Linked DNA regions of Homo sapiens: region 2 is linked to region 1. The links are chromatin loops, found by intact Hi-C in ENCODE. Cell type or tissue: mammary epithelial cell. All regions are shown on one strand. Each heading gives the region's core, and the rest is flanking DNA. Links, peaks and the distances in the headings are about the cores only.

What was found. A loop is a pair of places that touch in the nucleus more often than their neighbours do. Peaks named below come from ENCODE experiments on the same cell type or tissue, not always from the same donor. Only the 100,000 strongest peaks of a DNase experiment are listed, where the experiment ranks them.
Region 2: a loop joins it to region 1, with 4 times the contacts of the local background. A loop is called at or near these places in 2 of 110 quality-filtered maps.

The regions. Positions count from the first base shown.
Region 1 is chr3:32,335,514-32,345,668 of GRCh38, reverse strand. The region is part of intron 1 of CMTM8 (CKLF like MARVEL transmembrane domain containing 8); the gene reads right to left. Among named protein-coding and RNA genes, the nearest start is that of CMTM7, 51 kb to the left of the region's middle. In mammary epithelial cell, for the core only: CTCF peaks have their summits at 4,493 (motif pointing left) and 5,372 (motif pointing right); no DNase peak of the experiment used is centred there.
Region 2 is chr3:31,608,601-31,612,600 of GRCh38, reverse strand. All of the region lies in intron 5 of STT3B (STT3 oligosaccharyltransferase complex catalytic subunit B), which reads right to left. Among named protein-coding and RNA genes, the nearest start is that of STT3B, 78 kb to the right of the region's middle. In mammary epithelial cell, for the core only: a CTCF peak has its summit at 1,703 (motif pointing left); no DNase peak of the experiment used is centred there.

The DNA.
Region 1 (10,155 bases), core at 3,700-7,699:
GTTTTTGATAGATGATGGATATCTTTTATGGAGCTAAAAGTTTCTACTTTTTTAATGACCTAAGGTTTCTTTTCCAACCTCTCCTGTGAACAATAAGTTAATGAGCTCAATTAAATATATTTTCTGTACCTCCTTTTCAAAATTAAATACAGTATTACTAACACAGCTAAACCTTTTGATGACCCAGCGTCATCACAAACATCAAATATTTCAATTGCTGCCTTGTGCTATAGAAGGAAAGTGCTTGCTTCTATTTGGAATGGTACCAGATTATGTGTGTTTTTCTATGAAGAAAAAAAAAATTGTTGTTTTTTGAGACTGGTCTCATTTTGTCGTCCAGGCTGGAGTGCAGTGGCTTGATCACTGCTCGTTGCAGCCTCAACCTCCCTGGGCTCAGGTGATCTTCCTACCTTAGCCTTCTGAGTGGCTGGGACTACAAGTGTAAGTAGGTGAGACTACACCACCACACTCAGGTAATTTTTTAACTTGTAGAAACGAGGTCTTGCCATGCTGCCCAGGCTGGTCTTGAACTCTTAGGCTCAAGTGATCTGCCCACCTCGGCCTCCCAAATCCTATTACAGGATTACAGGCGTGAGCCACCATGCCCAGCCTGAAGAAATTTTTTTAATTGAAAATCAACTCACCACTTGCAGCTCTCAGTGAGCTGATTTCAACTGCCCTCCTCTGTCCTTTGTGTGTACCCTCCTACCCTCACATCATCTTTATTCGAGTATTCTATGGACTAAGAAAACAAATGTCAGGTTTTTTGTTTTTGAGACAGGGTCTTGATCTGTCACTCAGGCTGGAGTCCAGAGGTGCAATTACAGCTCACTGCAGCCTCGACCTCCTGGGCTCAAGCGATTCTCCCACCTCAGCCTCCAAAATAGCTGGAACTACAGGTGCATGCAACCATGCCCAGCTAGGTTTCAAATTTTTTGTAGAGCCGGGGTCTCACTATGTTGCCCGGGCTGACTTCGAACTCCTAGACTCAAGTGATCCTACTGCCTCAGCCTTCCAAAGTGCTGGGATTACTGGTATGAGCCACTGATTCTGGCACAATTTTTAAAATCATCCAGAAAGACAATAAGTTTGTCCCTGAGGACTCCCTGTGGTGTCTATGAGCTTTGTGACAGCAATTCTGCTGCTCAGAGGAATTACCTGATGGCAGTGTTAAAAAGTGTCATTTATTCAAATACCTACTGAGTATTATTGTGACACAGGTTTTCTAGGCACTATTGGTGGGGCAGGAAATGCTACATTGCTATAGGACATAAGTTGGCTGATTTATTTTTGACTTTAGTCTTGACTGGCAGGAGCACCATTATTGAAAATGTACTCTAGCCTTGAAAACAGGTAACTTTTGACAATTAACTAGGCTAACCTAGAAGTAAAGCACCAGCTGTTCCCAGCTGGCTTAGCTCAGGGGATTTGCATTGTTCTGGTGAGATCTCAGCATACCTCTGAAATACCTCATTAGATTTTAAATCATTTATCATACTAATTCCTTGCAATGAAGTGGCATTGGAAATAGTGACTGCAGATTTGCTATTATGTGGCCTGCCAGAAGAGAACTAACCAATATCGCCATATCTTGCTGTTCTACTTCTGGTGTACATTTAATATGGCACATATGTGGCAACATTCATTCATTCAAAAACCTCAGGTCTTGGCCAGGCGAGGTGGCTCACGCCTGTAATCCCAGCACTTTGGGAGGCTGCGAAGGGCAGATCACTCGAGGTCAGGAGTTTGAGACCAGCCTGGCCAACGTGGTGAAACCCTGTCTCTACTAAAAATACAAAAAATTAGCCAGGCGTGGTGGCACATGCTTGTAATCCCAGCTTCCTGAGAGGCTGAGGCAGGAGAATCACTTGAACCTGGGAAGCTGGGGTTGCAGTGACTTGAGATCACGCCATTGCACTCCAGCCTGGGTGACAAGATTGGTGAGATTCCGTCTCAAAAACAAAAACAAAAACAAACCACCTGAGGTCTCAATGGCAGTGCAACGATGGGGAAAAAAAGACATGGTCTCTGCCCCCAGTTGACATTTAATTATAAGCTGTAATAAATCCTATGAAAAGAAACTATGGTGATACAAGAATGCAAAGCACAAGGACACAACCAAGTCTGGAAGGTCAGAGGAAGTGAGAGACAAATAGGTGAATGAGAGTTAGCCAGGCAAAATTTGGGTGGTGGGAGGAATGCCAAATCTCTGAGACAGACACCCCAGCTGGTGACATGGGTCTTTGCAGGTCTTGACTTGACACATGAAGACTTTGCAGGTGGAAATCCACTTGCAAAGGAGGCCTGGCATCAGACAGCAGTCTCCAAGGATGGCACCTTTTCTTAAAGGCAAGACTTATCCCATAGTGGTTTGAAGGCCAGAGAATGTTAGTGTTGGATTGATTAACTCATTTCACAGATGAAGAGATGCTTACAAATGAAGAGAAGTCCAGGACACATTCAGAAGCAACCAGCCTAGGGTCATGGAGCTAGTCAGGGGTCAAAGCAGAACTAGCGTTCAGCGGCATCTTCCAATCTGGTGCTACTTTTATTTATCCCATAGTCTTCATTGTTTGATTCCCTGTTCCTTCCTTCTCCTTCCTCTCTCGCTGAGGTGACACTACCGCACATGGTAATAGCAGACTGAGAGGCAGAGTTTGCTTAGTGGGGAAAATCCTTACTGTGGAGTCAGTCTACCTGAATTCCATTAGCCCTTGGGCAAGTTACTAACCTGAGCTTCAGTTTCCTCAACTGTAAAATGGGGATACAGAGGCTTCCCTCCTAGGGTGTGGGAGGACAAAATGAGTTAATCAATGTATGCACAAGAGTGCTTGCGAGGTGCTGTGTCAATTATTACTACTATGCTAATATTATTGCCAGGGTTTACAATGGCTCTTAGGAGAAACAGCTCTCCTCTTTCTCAGGTAAAAAACCTACTTTTCTCTGTAACTGAAGCTTTTTACACTTGTGTGGAGCCAAGAAGTCTACTTCCAGCTCCCTGCATGTATGGACTGAGCTTGAGAGCTCTCTCATGAGTAATAATGCCAACACGATGTCAGGCTAAGTGAACTGTGAATGTGTAACCCTGAAGCTCTGTCTTCCCTGCCCTGTGTGGACACCTGAATGCCACACGGTCCACCTCAATACCATGGTTAGCATGCCCCTGTTCCTGTTTGGTTAAATGGTATAATCAAGGCCATCTGGCCTGGTAGGAAGAGCTGGGCTTTGAATTCTTACCACCTGTGTGACTAGGCAAATTGCTTTCATCTATTCAACCAATATTTATCGAGGACCTATGTACCCAAGCCCCTGGTAACAGTATAATATCTACTATGGAATAAGGAAACACTTCTTGTACCTTACCTCATTTGACCCACACAGCTAGCCCCCTAAAATAGGTTTTTGTTTTTTGGGTTTTTTTGAGATGGAGTCTCATTCTGTTGCCTACGCTGGACTGCAGTGGTGCGATCTTGGCTCACTGCAACCTCCGCCTCCTGGGTTCAAGCGATTCTCCTGCCTCAGCCTCCTGAGTAGCTGGGATTACAAGCGCATGCCACCACGCCCAGCTAATTTTTATGTTTTTAGTAGAGACGGGGTTTCCCCATGTTGGCCAGGCTGGTCTCAAACTCCTGACCTCAGGTGATCCGCCCACCTCAGCCTCCCAAAGTGCTGGGATTACAGGCGTGAGCCACCATGCCCAGCCTTAAAATAGGTTTTATCATGATGATTTTATAGATAGGAAAACCAAGGCACAGTGAGTTAAAAAACTTAGTCCAAGTTTATTTATTTTTTTTGAGACAGAGTCTTGCTCTGTCGCCCAGGCTAGAGTGCAGCGGCAACCTTGGCTCACTGCAACCTCCGACCCCTGGGTTCAAGTGATTCTTCTGCTTCAGCCTCCAGAGTAGCTGGGATCAAAAGCACATGACACCACACCTGGCTGATTTTTAAATTTTTATTAGAGAGGGGGTTTCGCCATGTTGGCCAGGCTGGTCTTGAACTCCTGACCTCAGGTGATCCACCTGCCTCGGCCTCCCAAAGTGCTGGGATTACAGGTGTGAGCCACCACACCTGGCCTCAAGTTTTTAAACTGTACTACACATCAACATCATGCCGTAAGTAATTTAACTCTTCTGTGCCTCAGTTTCTTCATCAATAAATAGAGATAATACATATTTTCTAAAATCCACATAAGACAATATACTCTACAAAGGATAGTTGCTATTGTGATTAATACCTTAAAAAAAAGAGCAGTTTGGCAGACCATAAGCCTGCCTTAGAGGAATAGGCTGGTGTTTGAGACAGAGAAGCTGGCTCCTGCCGTGTTCTTAGGGATAGGACATTACCTGGAATGCCACCAGCCAGTCCCTTCTCACGTGCAAGGTTCTGGGCATATGGAGATTCTAGTAAAGGCAACAGAAGCCTCTATGCAAATCCACTGTCACGTCTGCAAAACAAGATGCCCGGCAGCTGCCCACCACTGTTGGGCCACTAGGTAGTGCCATCTTCAGGCTGAACAGGGCTGATCACGACAAGGCCTTTTGAAGTGCTGGTCTTTCACATGGCATCTTGGTGAAGGACAAGTACATGGAAAACAGGATGGCAACTAATCCTATTTGCTCTGATGGCTTAAACATCTAAGTTAGAGAGCATGCTGCTCTTAATTCAATGAATTCCAAGAAATCTTGCAAGAAAGGTGATATATTACAGAGTTTGACACAGGAGCCATATTGAGTCAGTAAATAGGCTATGGGCACCTGCCACATGGTAGGCACAATACTGAGTGCCCAGGGTACAAAGGTGAATGAGGCTTGGGTCCCTGCACAGGAGGAATTCGCCATCTAGTGCAAGAGACAAACACAATTCAGTTCTTTCTTTTTCACCAGGGGTTGGCAAACTTTGGCCCAGGGCCACATGCGGCTCACTGTCTGTTTTGTATAGTCAATGAACACAGCCATGCTTATTCATGAATGTATTATCTATGGCTGTTTTCACACTACAACAGAATATGTGGCCTCCTGGCTACATAGCCTGAAATATTTACTATCTGGCCCTTTATAGAAAAAGTTTGCCAATTCCTGTTTACAACCACACACACTCTCTGCACTAGGAAATATACACACATGCACATATATGTGTACTGATGTTTTTGTTACCTGTTTTCCAAATCAGGTTATTAAATATATCAAGCCAGAGAAGATTATACAACGGAAGAGTATACCTCTTTCCTGGAGCATCAAGGAGTTACATTATCCTCAAGCTGACCTCTCCCTACATTTGCTTTCCAGAGTCACAGGGGCTCTTCAAGCCAGTCACCTCCACTCTCATCCCAGGTTCGGAGCCCTTCTGTTTAGCAAGCATGGCGACCATCTTCACTTATCCACTAGAGGGTATCCAAACACTGCTTATGAAGACTAAGGTGATACAACCGGACCCTGTTGAATGGCGAGAGATCAGAGTTTACTGTCTGGATGAGTTCCTACACTTACAACGCCTTGCACAGAGGTGGCAGGGCATGGAAGAATAAACTGGACTCTCACCCATTAGTACCAGACGTTGCCTGGAAACAGATCTGACAAGAAATGCAATCAGCTGGCTGAGATAAGGATGAATTAATACAAAGACTTGGAAGGGCAAATTTAATCCACAAATTCACAGCCTCCTCCTTCTACCCCTGCAAAGTTCTTTTTATTTATTTATTTATTTTTTGAGATGGAGTCTCACTCTGTCGCCCAGGCTGGAGTGCAGTGGTGCGATCTTGGCTGACTGCAAGCTCTGCCTCCCGGGTTCACGCCATTCTCCTGCCTCAGCCTCCCGAGTAGCTGGGACTACAGGCGCCAGCCACATCACCTGGCTAATTTTTTGTATTTTTAGTAGAGATGGGGTTTCTCTGTGTTAGCCAGGATGGTCTTGATCTCCTGACCTCATGATCCGCCCGCCTCGGCCTCCCAAAGTGCTGGGATTACAGGCATGAGCCACCGCGCCCGGCCTACCCCTGCAGAGTTCTTACTGAAGTATGTTTAATACTTTATAGGGGAACTGTGTGGAGCATCAACAAGCACAACCGAAGGGCTTCAGGCCTTGCTGCTTTCTCCAACAAGGCACTTGGCCTCTGGGCTAGAAAGATAGTTTTTAATTGGGAATGGAGAGCTGGCCCTTAGCAGAAGCATGTCTGGATTGCCTGGGAGGATTTCAAACCATGTGGTCGTCTTTCTGTTTTCAAACACAGCATGAAGATGGGCATCTCCTTCCGGTCCTCTCTGACCTTTTCTGAAGTCCAACTGTGTAAGATTCCTTTGGGTACTCTATTCCAGAACAGAACAAAACTTGAGGCCTAGATGTTGCTAGTAATTTGTGAATTACCTTATTCTTGCTTAGGACTTTAGTCTCACGTTCTACGATCAACTAAAGACCGGCACTGTGACAACACCACAGGACCCTGATTTTCCCAGCAGGCAATGGAATGGAAATTGACCTACTGGGCTGGCTTTAAGATATGCCCACAAATTCTTTGATGCTCTTCTTGAAGGTAAGCTGGACTTACTGACTTGCTTTTGATGAACAGAATGTGGCAGAAATTATGCTATGTGACTTGGGAGGCTGTGTCATAAAAAGGAGATAGCATCCATATTGTGAGGACACTCAAGCAGCCTTGCAGGGAGGTCAACATGGAACAGAAATGAAGTTTCCCACCAATAGCCAGCACCAACTTGCCAGCCACGTGAGTGAAGCTGATTCTCCAAGCTGAATCCTTGGAAGTGGATTCTTCAGCCCCAGTTAAACTTTAAGTGACTGCAGCTCTGGCAGACATCTGATGGAACCTTAGGAAAACACCTGAGCCAGAACTGCTCAGCCACGTTGATCCTGAATTCCTTATGTACAGACACCGTGAGTGATAACAAATGTCTTCTGCTGCTTTAGGCTATTACATTTAGGGGTAATTTGTTACACAGAATTAGATGACCAATATACAAAGTACCATCCAATTTTGCCTTATATACAATAGGTAGTGTGTTAGGTGCAAAGCCTGGGAGACCTGGGTTTGTCACTAATTTGCTGTGTGACCACAGACATAACTATTTTCCTGAGCCTTGGTTTGTACCTTCACAAGATGGGTACAGCACCACCTAGGTTGCTGCAGGGTCTTAAGGTGTTTTGTGATCGGCAAAGATAGAGGTAAAAGCAGTGATATCAGTCTCATGTTTTTTCTTCCAGAGAACATGATTTAATGCTTAGCAGAGTTGGTTTCTTAACAGTAGTGGCCCTAGGGTACTCAGTCAGTGAAAGAAAGGAATGGGAGGTGTCCCATGCCTGTAATTAGAACTACTGGGCTAAGGGTGCTGAGGAACCTCAAGAGCAGAGGTTGGCATGCTTTTACTGTAAAAGGCCAGGCCGGGCACGGTGGCTTACACCTGTAATCCCAGCACTTTAGGAGGCCGAGGCGGGCAGATCACAAGGTCAAGAGATCGAGACCATCCCAACCAACATGGTGAAACCCCGTCTCTGCTAAAAATACAAAAATTAGCTGGGCGTGGTGGCACACACCTGTAGTCCTAGCTACTCAGGAGGCTAAGGCAGGAGAATTATTTGAACCTGGGAGGCGGAGGTTGCAGTGAGCCAAGATTGCACCACTGCATTCCAGCCTGGCGACAGAGTGAGACTCCATCTCAATTTAAAAAAAAAAAAAAAAAAAAAGGCCAAATAGTAAATATTTTTGGCTTTGTGGGCCACATGATCTCTGCCACAACTACTCAGTTCTGCCACTGTAGCATGAAAGCAGCCATAAACAATATGTAAATGAATGGGAGCAACTGTGTTCTGGCTGGACTTGGCTGCTGGACTGTAATTTGCCAACCTCTGCCTTGTAGCCTTGGATTCTCCAATGATGTCTGGTCCCAGGCCAGCAGGATCAGTATCCCCCAGGAGCATGTGAGAAATGCAGACTTTTAGGTCACACCCAGACCTGCTGAATCAGCATTTCTGGGAAGGAGCCCAGCAAGGTGTCTTCCCAAGCAGCTCAAGTTTAAGAAGCCCTATTTTCTTCCCTCTTTCTCATGGGCTGCTCCACACACCAGGGATTTAAAAGGAATACTGGATGCTGATGACCCAATCCAAGATCTTCTCAGGACTCACAAAGAACACAAATCTTCCCCCAGAATCAGAGAAAAACACTTGGATCATGGTCCTGGGTCACCATTAAGTAAAGCTGCAGCCAGCCCCAGCCAAACAGCTTAGAGTCTTCAAGAACACTGAACAAACTGTGTGAAAAGAAGACTCTTAGAGTGAGGGGATTGGATTTGGTGATATTCCAGGGCCACCTCTGTCCGTGCAGGCCTGGCTGGTGTTGTCTGTGGTCAGATGCTAACCTGGCTCCCACATTTACTTACTTCTGTCAACACTTTTCCATTTCACATGTTGGTTTCCACTGTGGTTTGAATGTGTCCCCCAAACTTTATGTGTTGGAAACTTGGTCCTCAAATGCAGCAGTGTTGAGAGGTGGGATCTTTGGGAGGTGATTGGATCATGAGGGCTCTGCTCTCACAAATGGATTAATCCATTCATGGATTAATGAGTTATCTCGGGAGGAGGTTTGTTATCACAAGAGGGAGTCTGTTTTAAAAGTCAGTCTGGCTGTCTCTCGTGAGCCTCCTTGCAATGTGATGCCCTGCACCGCCTCAAAACTCTGCAGAGTCCCCACCAGCAAAAAGGCCCTCACCAGCTATGACCCCTTGGCCTTGGACTTCCTGCCTCCAAAACTGGAAGAAACAATGGTTTCCTTAATAGATTACCCAGTCTCAGGTATTCAATCACAGCAACAGAAAACAGACAATTTCCTTCTGTTTTGGTGAAGCATGGGGGAATAAAAGGCAAAGAGGAGAAGAAAAAAATGAACGCTATCTCCCAAGGAACAGAACTGAGATAAAGGCTTACAGGAAAGAGGATGAGAGAGTAGTGAGGAAGAGGCAAGAGTCCCTATAAAAACAGCTCCTTCCATTTCTGTGTGGGAGAGAGACGTTTATTGAATGACAATAAATGTCTTACCTCCAGCACCATCAGTATTTGTATAGGACATCACCAGTTACATCGCTCACATCTCATTTAGCCACACAACAGTTGTATGATGGAGATATGATTATCTTTATTTTACAGAGGGAAACTGAGGCTCACAGCAGTGAAAGGCTATGTTCAAAACCATGTTCTGCAAAGCTGCTGGAGCCCTGGCTGAAAGCCAGGTCTAAGGACTCTTTTCTGCTACAGAGCCTCCCAGCACTGCCTCAGGTCCACAGCCCAGTTTGAGGTCAAGATAAAATCTTACATGTACAAGCCTTGATTTGTGCCGACTCCACTTTATCACAGGTCCCCTGAAGGGACTGCACAGAGCCTGAGAACCGGCTTTACTTGGGATAGCTCCACCTCTGTCCTTCTACCTTTAGGCACTAGGGAGGAAGGTGGGGGAGGGAGGGACATCACACAAAAAGGTTCAGATGCAATTGTACAACTGTGCATGTATCAAAAGTCACACAGCTACTCTTTAATGTCAATCTCAAAAGAAATGAAATAAAAATCAAACAAGGAGGATTATGAAATGCTTGCCTCCACCAAAGACGCCAAGCATTTGCCCCAGTGCTGGCGGGTGTGAGAATCCATGCCCTCATGCTGAGAGTCGCTGCCCTGGAGGGCCTCTCCCACTTGGTCAGGGCTGCTTTCTGGAGTCTGTCATTCCCTCGGTCCACTTGCCCTCCGGATGTTTAACTGCCTCTGAGTGCAGGAAGTAAGACTGTGCGCTTCATCTTCAAGGGAGAGTTCTGATCTCCCGCCCTGCAAGTCTCCTTGCTTTTATGAAACTGAAAGGGCCCTGGCAGACATACATGCCCTTTAGGAATCTATATTCCTTTGTCATGTCCATTCTTAATTCTGAAATTCCCGGGTTATCAGACCTTCTTTCAAACAGAAGAAAATTTGGGAGGGCCTTAAATCATAATGATCAGTCCAGGAAACACATGAGAACAGGTGACCTTCGACACATCTGTTCTACCTAATTAGCCTTTGCCCCCACAGCTGCAAGCTGCACCAGGATCAGTAGGGTCCAATGGCCAAGGTCAGTAAACTCATGGCTGCAGAGATGGAGAGAGTTGACCACCTGGCCCCTGAAAACAA
Region 2 (4,000 bases), core at 1-4,000, 730 kb after region 1:
ATAAGAGTGATGGAGAGTTCAAGAAAAAGAAAATAGGAAATGAAAAAGCCCAGGTGGGACTTTAATTTGTATTATTTGGTAAACATAGGTTAATGCTAAAGATAAACTAATAGAAACAGACAAGTTTTCAACAGTATTTTACCTTGAAACTTCCTCTATCCCAATTAGTCTCATTCATACCCACTTACCAGCACCAATGGTACAAATCTGATAAACGTGGTATCTACAACAATCCAAACATAAGCATTTACTTTTAAGAGAACTGGACCCAAGTACCTATTTTTCACATTTTTTGGATCACTGAACCTGAGATGTTTACATATTGGAGGTATGTGTTTTATGTCATAACACTCTTCAGTGCACGGATAGACACAATTTGAATATCCCTTATCTAAAATGCTTGGGACTAGAAGTTTTTTGGATTTTTGGAATATTTGCATTATACTTAATAGCTGAGCATACCCAAACTGGTAATGCAAAACAGGAAACGCTCCAGTGAATATTTCCTTTGAGAATCATATTGGTGCTCAGAAAGTTTTGAATTTTCAAATTAGGAGTACTCAACTTGTACTTCCATTAAATAAAGTTGAAGATTGCTTGCCAGATAATATGTCAAATACAACAAATACCTTGCTTAATACTGACTGCTCTGCTTGAATTTGTAAAATTACACATATATTGCTATATCTCAATTTAAATCTCATTTACAAATCTACATTTTAAGACATAGAAAATAAGAAATTAGATACATCTGAGTAAAAAAAATGGTGAAGTAACTCAATTCTTAAAAATAAACACAATCTTGGCCAGGCATGATGGCTCACACCTGTAATCCTAGCACTTTAGGAGGCTGAGGCGGATGCATCACTTGAGGTTGGGAATTTGAGACCAGCCTGACCAACATGGAGAAACCCCGTCTCTACTAAAATTACAAAAATTAGCTGGGTGTGGTGGCGCGTGCCTGTAATCCCAGCTACTTGGGAGGCTGAGGCAGGAGAATCGTTTGAACTGGGGAGGCAGAGGTTGCAGTGAGCTGAAATCGCACTGCACTCCAGCCTGGGCAACAAAAGCGAAACTCCATCTCAAAATAAATAAAGAAACACAATCTCCACTGCAAAATGAAAACATACGCTTTTTGCCAGACTTTGTACTACAGCATCTAATATATGTTTAGAAATTACCTCTTCAATTTATGCATTTAAACATTAACTTGAGTATGGTCAATATATTCTAAAAACAGAAAATCCCATTAAGATCAATCCTACCCTCTAAGAGTCAGATAAATTGCTAAAAATCAGAGATGTAAACAAATAACCATAATATTAGGAAGAAAGGTCATGTGACATTTGGTGGGGGAAAGGCTCTATAAAACTTAAGATCTCTTCTTTTCTTGACATGGACTTCGAAGAGGTAATTAATGTCTGGTACTGTTCTCTAGTGTTTTCAGAAGACCTCAACAAGACAAACCCATAGCCATCATTCTCTACCAATTCTCCTTCCAATGAACTCTTTAAGAACCCTAACTAAACTACTATACCCATCTATTACAATTTTCTATCCATCCATGTAAACCTACTTTTCTTACCCTTTAAGTTAGAAGAATAAAGCATTCCATCAAAGTGGTGAGCTCTAAGGAAATACATGATACCAATAGTGTTGTAAATCATTTATTACATCATGAAAATGTTACCACACTGCCATCCTGTGGATGCACAGTTACTGGCATTCATTACTGGAGATGATAATTCCAATGTGTGAGAAAAATTCCACAAAAAATTACCATTAGAAAGATATGTATATACATATACACACACATATATTATTATTCTGTTTATTCTTAACCAAAGAAAATCTCTCATCTGGGACAGATAAGTAATAATCTCAACAGAACCTAAAGATGTCTACATTCTTGGAAATATTTTATATCCAAGGGTGGGACGAGACAGATATAGAGAAGAAATATACCATAGTCCTTGACTTAATGTGCTCAAGTGAATTATTCTAGAAAAGAAAAGGCACTGAAAAGTCTGACTCAAATTCAAATGAAATTTTAAGTATTGAAGAAGTTTGCTGTTCCCCAAAGCAATCTTTAAGTACCTTCTCTCTGATAAGGCATTGCAGCTTACATTGACAGTGCTCTTTACACTTTTAAGTTATTGTTATACTTCTTTTTATGTAAATAAAGTTAGAAAAGGTTATGCAAATACTATATTCCCATTAACTTTAACCCATGTTAAATCACATTAGCATTTTTGAATTGCTTTGCTCTCTCTCAACCAAAATAGTATTAGCCAAAACACACACAACGGGTAGATACTTTAAAATCCAACCAATTTTGCTTTATTATAAACAAATATGATTAAAGGCTTATGAAGGCTTTGAATACTAAAGATATTTTATTTCTTTGTAATCACTTCTGGTTACTGTGAACCCTGGTAGATATGCAGGATAAAGAATAGTAAGAAACATGGATTAAAGAATAAAACAACAAAAAAACACAAAACACTGATTCTTCTTGACCAGCAGAGAAATATATGATTAACTTAACAGGCATACATAATGATAAAAATCATTTCTCTTTTCCAAGGACAATGCTCATTATAAACTATGTTGAGAATGAATCACTGAAACTTATATTTTACAAACTCCAGACTTGTAAAAGCAGCAAGAAATTACTTACGTGTTCAAAACACTTCAGTAGAGATACTTAATCACAACATTTTTAAAACAGCAAGTGTGGCCGGGTGTGGTGGTTCACGCCTGTAATCCCAGAACTTTGGGAGTTAAAGACCAGCCTGCCCAACACGGTGAAACCCCATCTCCACTAAAAATACAAAAATTAGCCAGGTGTGGTGGCACATGCCTGTAGTCCCAGCCACTCAGGAGGCTGAGGCAGGAGAATTGCTTGAACCCAGGAGGCAGAGGTTGCAGTGAACCGAGATGGCACCACTGCACTCCAGCCTGAGTGACAGAGTGAGATTCTGTCTCAAAACAAAACAAAACAAAACAAAAAAACAAAAAAACAAACTCAGCAAGTGTATCTGGTACTGATAACTAAAATGAAAAAACAAATCTAAACAAAGTACATCTTGGTTTAAGTTCTACCCTGTGGGAACAATTCATTTAATTCTGGCAATGTTTAATGAAATAATATTAAAATATAGTGAAATTACAAAGGTACTGTATGTGTGGTGTGTTTGGAGACTATGAAAAACTCATGGAATATATAATTTTTATGTAACTTAAGAGGTGTTAGGTAATGATCCTCAGTAGCTTCTAGAGCTAAGTAGTGACTATACCTAACATATCAAGAAGTAGTAAAAGACAAATACCAGCAAATTTAATTCACTCATAAAGAAGAGAGTAAAACAAACAAAAAATAAAAAAAGATTTAAACTACAGGAAATCACAAATCCTGTTACCACAAGTCATGTTGCCACTAAAAACGTTTTGGTTCTTCTTAACACATCCTTTTCTTTCTTTTCTTGAGACAGAGTCTTTTTCTGTCGCCAGGCTGGAGTGCAGTGGCATGATCTCGGCTCACTGCGACCTCCGCCTCCCAGGTTCAAGCAACTCTCCTGCCTCGGCCTCCTGAGTAGCTGGGACTACAGGTGCATGCCACCAAGCCCAGCTAATTTTTGTATTTTTAGTAGAGATGGGGTTTCACCATGTTGGCCAGGATGGTCTCGATCTCTTGACCTCGTGATCCACCCAACTCAGCCTCCCAAAGTGCTGGGATTACAGGCGTGAGCCACTGCACCTGGCCAACACATCCTTTTCTTATTGTCGACTACTACTGTAGTAGGCTCCTAAATTCATTTAACTGATACCATGAAGAATCCATAACTACTTCTATGCAGGAGTTAATTCTTCTGGACTATGAAACACACATTTCTCAATGAGAAGAATAGACCTTTAAAGGAAATCTCACTCAGGTCTATTCTTCTAGATAATGGTTGGCCTGTAGAACATGAAGACTGTTTCTATTCACTGAAAGCCT